Linked DNA regions of Homo sapiens: region 2 is linked to region 1. The links are chromatin contacts, found by Hi-C or POLR2A ChIA-PET in ENCODE. All regions are on one chromosome and are shown on one strand. Each heading gives the region's core, a stretch centred on a gene start or an enhancer-like site at or near the end of the contact. The rest is flanking DNA. Distances are from core to core; before and after follow the strand shown. Region 1 holds the start of LINC01392 (long intergenic non-protein coding RNA 1392). Region 2 overlaps LINC01392 (long intergenic non-protein coding RNA 1392).

Region 1 (5,197 bases), core at 1,642-4,141:
AACTCCTCAGTATAGTGTTCTCATTTTATAAGATTCCTGATTTTCTAATGGCAAATTTCTGTGGGCTACACTTTCACTGGCTGCCATGGTACTAAATTTTATAATAAAAATAACTCCATGCTTTTATTTTTAGTGAAGAAGGTGATGTCCATATAATCCAAGTTCATATGGTACAGAGGAGAGAATTGAGTAAGAAATAAGAACGAAACCCATACAGCCCTTTCCTCTGATTCGATCATTAAGGCATCAAGGGAGACAGCTGAATGTGTTCTCTATATATACTCCTGAAGTATTATATGAGAACGACAGAACCTTTCACAAAAGTTTATGAAAGCAAATTTCACACTGAATTCTTTTATCATTTGAAGAGGAAGGTGTAACTTGAACATTCAAAAAAATCTACAGAGGCTGTGTTTGGGTTAAGAAAAAAAAAAAAAGAACACACTCCTGACAATCTTCTCACACCATGTTATTGAGCCCACATTTCTTCCTATTAAATGTACCCATGAGTTTTTGTAACCATTCACCCAAAAAGGTCACTTGGCATTTTAGCTCCTGAGATGGGGACACACTGGGTGGGTAATAATGGCCAGAGAAGTCAAAGGGATAAACTTAGAAGCCACTATCTCTACAACTTTAAAAACTCAAACCCTACCTCCTGTTGGGGCATAAAATTTTGAAAACCATTTGTAGACTTATCAGTGAGAGCCTGGGTATAAAAGAGGAATGATGCTTTGCAAAATCCCCCAAGACTGCCCGAGCCTTTTCATGGTAATGAAGAAATGTCAGTGGAAGTTGATGGGGCGTGTGTGCATGTGTATGGATGTGGGGGTGGATGGGGCGCGAGAGAGGGAAAGGCTGGCAGACTGAAATTTTACATCTCAAATGTCATTTGGAAATCACTTGCGTACTCCAAGCCCAAGTCCTAAACTCTTCTGCTATTAAAAATGGTCTGCAAACAGGTCAGTCTGCTGTAAAAAATTGATTTGACAACAGCATTTTTAAGTCTTTGACGGCTTGAAGTTGGCAGCATTTTCTTCCGCTCTGATGTGGTTTGAACAGAAGCATGTTTATCTGTTATTTATGTAACAGCCTGATGAAAAAATGGGGCATGTGCTTCCCTTCTATTTGTCTTCTGCATTAACCTCATTTTGAGGTCAGGTGAAAATGCTATAGGTACTGATTGCAGCACGTTATCAGCATTATTGCTTAATGTGCCATCAACCACAAGTGCAAGTGGGCTCAGGATCATCGCCGCGGTCTTCCCAGGAATCATTTATCTGGGGCTAACTCCGAAAAAATCATTTAGAATTGTGACATTTAAAAATAAAGATTAAAAGTTCTGAAAGGAGCAGAAGTCATCCACACAGGGCCCTCTTGGCACCATAAATCAAAGTTTGTTAGAGCTGCAAATTGGAAGAGCATAACACAGAGGTGCAACCCTTTGATGTGGTTATGCAACTCACTGGTCTCCACCACTTACTAGACCACTTCTATTTTTGAGTACTATTCTCACAACGTAGACTGTGATTTTTTGGCAAACAAGCACAAAATCCAGGGTTAAAAAAGATAAAATGTATCTAGCATAAAGCATCTTTTAAATGGAAATGCCAAGTTCTTTATAAATTTGAAAAATTTATTCATTACCCGGCTTCTAGGGGAGCCCCTTATTTCCATTTTTTTTGCTGGGGCTATCTGTTTCACCCCACTAGGCTTTCCAAATGGCTGTCCACAGATGCTGAGCCTTTGGTCACCTCCGAGTGGTGTTTGGAAAGAGTACTGGGGAACTGGGCTGCTTTTTGGCCTCCTTGCACACAATTCAAGTCAGAGCTTTTGATCTTAAGGTAATATAGAGCTTGGAAACAAAAAATCTGCATTTAGTTTGGAATATCTGAAAATGATAGTGGTTAGGAAAAAGGATGTTAGGCATGGTTTGTGTGCAGGCTATTATAGGTACTTCCTTTCCAAAAAGGTGATATTTAGTGCTACAAATTAGTTATCATATCAGTATTAGAAGCTTTGTTAGGAATTCCAAATAATACGCAATTGTGATTATACACAAGGTGTTTGCAAGCCCCATCTTGTAGGTATTATTAAGCCACAGAATATTTTATACATTTTAATAATTAATAGTCAAACACCTTGCTAAATACTACTCCTTTTGAGGAGAAGTAGTAGAGAAAGAATACAATTGGCTGTTTATATTTTTGTCTTATTCATAAAGAGAATAAAATTATGTAAAAGTATTTATAAGGAATTTATCATCCCAAATGCATTTTAATAGTTGTAGATAAATACTTCTGTTTTGAGAAGGCTTCAGAGCTGTAACAGAAAATGAAATAAAGGGCTCATGTGGAAAGAACTTTACAGCATGCTGCAACTTGATTGTTCACACTTCAAAGCAATTCTAAGAAAAACTGTAAATAAGGACTAGGCATAAAACTCTGCTGGCACCTGGGAATACTCAGCCCACTGCACAACAGAACAGAATCTGAATTCTGGCAAACAGCCAACCTCTGTGGATAAATCTGGAAAGGCTTAATGTACACTGAAGAACTGATGTACTCAGAAACTATGTGGGTGTACTTAGCTTCATGCCACTTAGAGAACTCATTGACTTCCCTGAATACAAAGTAGATCTGGTCATCATGTGTTACACCAGATTCTAGTACTGCTTGCAAGCCCATAATAAAACCCAGAGTTTATAGGAAGGACTCACCTTTCTCAAGAGATACTTCTCCTACTCTCTCTCCTTTTTAATGCTCATTTGGACTTATTAGACTCTCCAAAGCAGTTCTCATACACTTTAACAAGATGAAGATATACTAGGAAAGGTAATTGGGTGAGCATTACTAAGTGTGAGTCATAAATAGTGTAACAAAGGCTTTGAGTGAGTCATCTGCCTAAGTTACCATAGCTATACCCAACATAACACTGCCTTTCTCTTTGTTAAGTGGACAAACTACCATAACGTCTAACAGTATCAATAGCATGTTTTTTTGAATAGCTCATTTTTAAATATTCTCAGTTGTTTAAGTTTATGTCATATATTTTCCAGATTAAGGCTCTTTGGAACAGAAACCACTGTTATAAAGATAGGCAACAGATCACTTGCGTATTTTAAAACAAGAAATGCACAGACATTGTAGGGATTTGTTTTTTCATGATAGCCTGGTAATAAAAAAGTTTAATACAAAACCTTTCATCTTCAAAGGGATCTGAAAAACGTAATTATTCAACGCAATAGCAAATGTTAGATTTCTATTAAGTTAGCTGAATTTTCCAGTTTCTTTCCTTCCCTCAGCATACATTTTCCTATTGCTGGCTTCACCAGAAAAATAACAGCTTAAAATTTATCCCTAAGCTAAAACCCATTAAATGATTGACACAATCTTAGCTAACATGAAAAGTGACTTATATAAAACCTGGTTTGCTGTTTGGGGGCATATTCTGCTCTCAGCAAATGAATGCACATTTTTCTCCATTGATCAGTGGAAAGAAGTGAATATTCTTCAAACATGAAACTTTCTTATATAGCTAAATATCTTTTGTGCTACTATGAGTCATTCCTGAGCATGTCTTTTATTCCTTTGTGATTTTATCAAAGTTCAGATATTTTTAAAAGATCTTGGAATTTTCTAAATAGGGTTCACGTAATATATTCTCCAGCTATATACTTTTTTTTAAAAGGTATTAGAACGAATTCAGATCCTGACATACCATCTTGTGTTTCACATATGATCAGTCACCTTCTTAAGATGATAACAACTTTGACGTTGCAAATGAACACATTCCCATGTGCTTGAGGCCAAAAAGAGGCAGTCAGTGAAACTAAAAGGAATTGCCTGAATATGACTGTTATTTCTATTTGTTGCTAGGTTCTTATTGGAATCTGTGTTGGTAAATTAATTTGGGGTGCACATATCATAGGGTTGATATTCACTTTGTGTCACCAATATGGCTGTATTTCTTATTGAAATACTGAGAAATTTCTGTATAGATTAGTAGGTAGCTGTTGCTGCAGACCCTGCCAAATGTCTGTCTGTCTTTTCCTGCTGCTCTGGTCCCACACGGGGATTGTCGCTTCTTCTCCTTACTTCAGAAATTGTTAATATCTTTGCACGAGTTTTTTCTTGGGCTCTATTCCTGAGCCAAGACTAGCATCTATTCTGGTTGGTTGTTGTTTACGCTACACATATATTTTAAAAGTCACCTCAGCTTCTGTGTATGGGAAGTGATGGAGTCAGAGTGTCCTAATTGAATCCTGAGTTCTGCTACTCAGCAATGCATGATTTTGGGTGGGTTGTTTACCTGCTCTGTGTCCCAGTTACTTCCTATGTAAAATGGAAATAATAAAATGAATTAGCTCACAGGGATTTTGTGCACATTATATAATACATGTGAAGTACTTAGAATAGTGTCTTTCAGTAAATGTCCCATAGTGTTGTCGTCTTTGCTGCCTGGTGTAGGAATAGAACACAAATTTCTTGATTGTGAGCTTGAAATTTTTACACTAGATAATACCCCTCTGGCTCCAATAATGCTGGTGATATAATAAGGTACTAGACTACAGCAATCATTTGAGTGAGAAATGAAATCTATTTTCAATTTTCATTTATTTAAAAACATGGTTCACCTGAGAGTATTGCATGCTGATTTTCATTATTTACAAGGATGTTATGTAAATATAAAGACTAGAGTTATTACTTGCATGCTATGAGCCAAGTAAAATTTAAATGTGACTAAAGGAGAAAGCCAGGGACTACTTACTGCTACCTAGCACTGACCTTTCAGAAGGGCAACTTGAACAATTCTACCTGCAAAAAGTGCCTCATTAGCTGACCGTACAGCATCTCCACTGTCCAGGTAGAAACAGGATGGAGCAGTTGGTGAAGGGACCACATTGTTTTTGCTTTAATCTTATTGGTGACATTTGCATCTGTCAAAACTGTCCTTCCTCCCTGAGGACTGAAGCATTGTGGATCACAGTCCTTTTCAGTCAAACTGATCAGTTCATTTAAAAATTATCTCCTGTAGGACGGGCATGGTGGCTCATGCCTATAATCCCAGCACTTTGGGAGGCCAAGGCAGGTGTATCACCTGAGGTCAGGAGTTCAAGACCTGCCTGACCAACATGGAGAAACCTTGTTTCTGCTAAAAATACAAAATTAGCTGTGCGTGGTGGCACCTGCCTGTA
Region 2 (5,197 bases), core at 1,918-4,417, 86 kb before region 1:
AAATACACAGTTCTACATCTTTATGGGAAAGAATGAAACTTTAGTATTTATTTTAGGTTGATTTGGAAGACTGCTGAGCTTGGAGTCATTATTTGGATCAAGAGGAGGTCAGATTCAGAGTTTACTTTGAGCCAAGGTCCAAAACGTAGTTAAAATATTGAGAGAAGAAAGTTATAAATTCATTTGAGAAATTTTATCAGCTATCAAACAAAATCATTACTAACAAAACTTTTGGGAATAACTCCCAGAAGCTGGGGTAGGGAGGGTACCATTACTTTGAATTAGCCCATTGTCAGAATGGCATCTTCCAGTGGTTGGGAGTGGTTATTGTCTTTTCTCGCAGAGTAAGAGCCTAAGGTACAGTTCAATGACCTCAGACAACAGTGACACTGAGGCTGATATGATACAGGTCTGATGGGCTGAGGCATCCTTGAGCCTAAGAAAACTGTGTCATTTTTCAACAGTAACTACAGTAGAACAAAAAGTCTATTTACATACTCAGATTTAATGCCTGTTGCTATGGAAAGTAACATGATTGATTTGATGGTAATATTGAGTTAGGATTGAGTAACAAGGTGGCCTAAATATAGAGAATAATCATGCTGTGACCCAGCTCACCTGTTTTGTGGAGCGTATGCTACTTTGGGGAAAGGGCTTCAGGTGTTGTAGTTTTACGCATTTAAGCTGGTAGAAAAGGACCTCCAGGTGGTATACTTTTAGGCATTTAATCTGGGGAAAAGAGATCACAGCTGATATACTTTTCCATCAGGTTCTGGGAATATCCTTCTTTTGCAAGGGAGGATATATTCTGGCTAAGTGTTTACTAGCTCTTTAAGAAAAAGAGAATTTTAGAAACTGTCTTCTGGTATTTAAATGGGAAACAGGACTTCTGTACTATATATTGTACTGCATATATTGCACTCTGTGATACCTTTGAATGAATTAGAAAATGAAGCACCTTTGAGGGATATGTGCAATTTGGCCAGTGAAATCTGGGCTGCACTCAGCTCCCCTGGTTTCTTGGCCGAGTGTCTTTGTACAGAGCACTGTCCTGTACATGTTTTTGAGTACTGATCAACCATGTTTTTCCTTTCCTATGCCCACATTGTGACCAACAAAATTACCACACTAATTACAATCTAGTTTCTAAAAGTACTCTCTTCCAAGTCAATTGTATATGCTTCCCAAATATTTTATAATATTATTAAGTTCTAATTGCTTTTGAATTGCTGATTGCTGTTCTTTCTTAGTTATTCATATTTATTTTAAATAAATTTATTTTATAGCATATTGATGTAAAAATGACCTATGATCACTATGTTTAAGAAGTACAGTAAGTCAGAAAATGTAATCAGAAAATGTAATACCAATATATTTCTAACACTCTGCGAGGGGATGAGATATTTAGATTCAGCCACACTAATTACAATCTAGTTACAATCTAAAAGAAAAAAGAAAGGTATCTCCCAGCCTGCATTTTCATCTTCTAGAAACAGCTACTGCAGGACTAGTCACTAGGGGCTAAATAATTTGCCGAAGTTCTAATCATCAATAAGCAAGGGAGACAGGATGGGGTTGGCCCTTTAACTTAGGGACCTGCTTTCTAAAACACTACACTTCTTCTTAAGCATTTTCAATCTCTCCATTGTTTCCTTTGGATTTTTCTCAGTTAGTGCCACAGAAAAATTGCATCTCTCTTTTTATTCTCTCTCCCTTTTGCTAGTTGGAAATCCCATATGATCCCGGTCAAGTCAAGTGAGTACAAGAATAGAGCTAATGATATGTCTTCATTAAATAAAATTAAAGTTTTACCTTTTGTAGTGAAATTAGACAATATCGGGAAGCAATGACATCAACCCTTAAAATATCTTGGGTCCTCTTCAGAATCTATAATGACATCTTCTACTGCCTCTTCCTCTTATAATTAAAAATTTAATTTAATTTACCTTAAGCACCAATGTTCAAGGGAAATTTCTTATTAAATTTTATTGTACTTCTTATTTTCCAAATGTATAGCAACTTTTACCTCACTTTATATGAATGAATTTGGATATTGCTTCAAACTTCTTTCTTAAGCTCAAATACCTCTTTGGAGTTTATGTGCATAAAGTATGGGATAGAGTCATAAAAGCAGCTTTATTTCTATGTAGTTGATTGATTGGTAGAAGAAGTTTATTGCACTGCAGTCAGCATTATAAGCGTTACTGGACTATATTGCACTTAAATGCTTTCTCTGTGTGGGCTCTTTTATGTCTTTATGTATTTAATTTTATTTATTGCATTTCAGCTTTCTACTCCATGGCATGTCGATTTACAATATAGACTGTTGACTTATTTTAATATAAATTTAATAAATTTTAATAAAATTTTGTTATATATTTGGACATGGGATGTGAAAAACTTTTGTAGTGACAAACACTATTTCTGTTTTTGCCAAAACAGAGATAGTTTTGACAAAGTGACATAATCCCTATTTTACAGACTTTATTTATGATGGATATTTAATAAGTTTTACTAACTTTTCGAAAAATTTTCAGAGTGATAAATTTTCACAGAAAGTAGGGGTAAAAGCTTCTGTTCAACTCTGTCCCTGACTCAGATCGCCTCTAGCTTTTGCTTTCCTGTAGCAGAATTGAGAAAGGTGGGACCCCAGAAATCCTGGTCTTAGAAGAGCTGTGACCTCTCCCTAAAGAAAGAATGCGCTCTATAAACGAATACAGCTTACCACTCTACATTTACTATACAGTAGGGAATATGAGAAAATATAATAATAACTATAGTGCTTTAAGATTAAATGTGAGCTTAACCTTAATTAATATTTACAATATTTAAGTACTGGAGTTTTCTTAAAGCCACTCATTTGTTTCCATAGATTTCACTTTTTTCTTTTATACACCATATTTTATGTGTTTATGCATTTTTAACTTGTATAAATGGCATGATAGTTTAGACCTTTTATTTTCTTTTTTCTTTTGCTTAAACTATGTTTTTAAGATCTTTCCATGTTTATTTGTATTTCTAGTTCATTGCTTCTAAGCAAGGCATAATATTTTATGGTATGCATTTACCATACTTTACTTATGTGTTTTTAGGCAACCGTGTGAGTGATTCTTTCTGGATATACTCTGGAGACGAATTACTAGGTCATTGGTTACACCACTCTGATTTTTACTAAATACTGCCAGATTGTTCTCCAGAATGACTGTGCTAATTTCATTTCTACATTTTGGCTAACTCTTGGTATTACTCAACTTCTAATTTTTGTGACTCTGATGGATATAAAGGGGTATTTTAATTTGAACTTTTTTCTAGTATTAGGTTGAGCAATTCTTCAATATTTGTTCAGCTATTTGCATTCCAATCTGAATTCCTCTTCCTGTCTTTTGCTCATTTTTTTTTTTTCTATCAGGCTTCCAGTCTTTTCCTTGACTTCTTGTAAGAAACTCTTTTGGGGTGCCAATATTAATTCCTAATTAACTCTTGGTTTTGAAAAGTTCTTCCACCCTCCTGGTCTGTCAACCATTAGTCTATGGTAATTTTGACAAACAGAAATTCTAAATTTTGGTTTAATCTTTGCCCTACTGGCCTTTTTGGATCTTAACAAGTCCTTCTTCATTCCAAAGTCACAAAGATTTTTACCCATAATTGCTTTTATTAGCTTCATATTTCCTCCACTAATTTTTCCCATGAAAACTTTATTTTACTAAACTTTAGAGACTATTACATTCTCTCCTCAGAATTCAAATCTGAACACCTACATGATGTAGTAAACCAGCATTTGGGCGGAAAGTAATACGTGACAGGAAACCAGTTTTTCAGGTTTAACCTAAGTTTAGATTAAAAAAACTGGAGTCTGAGGGAGATTTTTTGAATATGTCTGCATAATTCTTTAAACAGGAAGGAAAAAATTGTAAGTGCTCATACCTCTTGACCTGATTCTGTGCCAGTAGCCTGGAGGCAGAAGTAGGTATTTAGTGCATTCAAACAGGTAGCCTTAGAGCAGAGAGATAAATGTTTGTATTTTCTTGGATAATGGAAATACCTTTATGTAGCAGGAGTTTACGTGCATTCCCTGTTGTGTGAATAACAATTTTATTTTTAAACATTTCCATTCCATTCTAGCCCCCTTTCCTTGTGTGCCTTTCACATAACAACTATATATTTTTGAGTTGTTGCAGTGTTAAAGTGGTAGCTTCATGGAAACTCTGAGCATATTTTTTTGCTCCACATTTTTATTTTTTGTGCATTTGTTGTCTCTTTAAGTTCTTAAATTAACCTAACTTATAAATCGAGTCCTATTAGTCTCCATTTATTTTCTATTGCCTGAAATTTGTGTCAAAAAACTCAGAGGATACAGCCCCAGAGGAAACAACCTATTTCCCAATTTTAGATGTTAATTCATTACTAAGCTTCTTGGATCTTAATTTTAATTTTATATTATATTTTGTTGTTTGATCCTACATCTCACCTTAAAAATGTGGTCTGGGAAGAGTGATTACTGGGGGTATTAGCCTATGCCCTGAAGAAAGTATCAAGAATTTATACATACATCGAAAACTTTCACAGTTGATTTGACCATTGTCTTCTGGGGAGTTTGATTCTTTCATGCACCTGCCATTCCTGATATAGCCAGAGCTAAGTAAGCAGAGCCAAGGGAGAGGACTAGAGGGTACTGACATAGCAACCTCCCTAGCCAGCTGTGTGATCACCCCCTTAATCTACAGTCATTTTCCAGCTGTGAGGAAGAAGCTCTACAGCAGCTGCTCAGCACAAAGTGCTCACGTCCAGACTGGCTTAGGCAGGTGGCCGCTTTACTCATCTTCCCTTTTATTTTTTCCTTTTGTAAGCACGGATGTGTGCTCAGATGTGAGGCAGTTGTTCAAAGAACATCCTGGGATGAAAAGCAACTTTCATGCCATTATTAGGACTGAATCTTCAGATTTCATTAATTTAGTAAATATTAATGGCATCACTCAAAAGAAGTGCCCAATACTTACTTGGGTATTTTCTCATAAGGTTACTGTTAGCAAGACTCAAAATTAAATTTTCAAAATATAACTATTCTTATTTTTAAATATACATTTTATGATAATCCTCCTCCTGCCAGGGCTGGCCCTCTAACTAACTTGTATAATTTAAAGGATATAAAAAGGCCATTCTGCTCCTAAATAGTTCACTAGCTTGCTATGAAACCTGA

What was found. Hi-C counts contacts between places; a loop is a spot of excess contacts on that map. ChIA-PET counts read pairs that join two places held with the same protein, here RNA polymerase II (POLR2A). Pooled maps may share reads with other maps.
Region 2: a map of PC-9 shows a loop between it and region 1 (5-fold over the local background). The contact joins the enhancer-like site here to the promoter of LINC01392 in region 1. A Hi-C loop is called at or near these places in 2 of 168 maps with a recorded cell type or tissue (PC-3 and PC-9) and 2 of 50 pooled maps. POLR2A ChIA-PET finds 5 or more read pairs at or near these places in 2 of 52 experiments (MCF 10A and PC-9).

The regions. Positions count from the first base shown.
Region 1 is chr7:115,228,464-115,233,660 of GRCh38, forward strand. It overlaps LINC01392 (long intergenic non-protein coding RNA 1392), which reads right to left and starts at 2,892. Exons shown (of 5, transcript NR_126407.1): 1 at 2,720-2,892.
Region 2 is chr7:115,142,469-115,147,665 of GRCh38, forward strand. The region is part of intron 2 of LINC01392 (long intergenic non-protein coding RNA 1392); the gene reads right to left. Among named protein-coding and RNA genes, the nearest start is that of LINC01393, 66 kb to the left of the region's middle. Within about 2 kb of position 3,168, at least 4 of the 41 ENCODE cell types and tissues checked have a DNase peak (open chromatin) inside an H3K27ac peak, as active enhancers do; they include PC-3 and PC-9, where a contact is called at or near this core.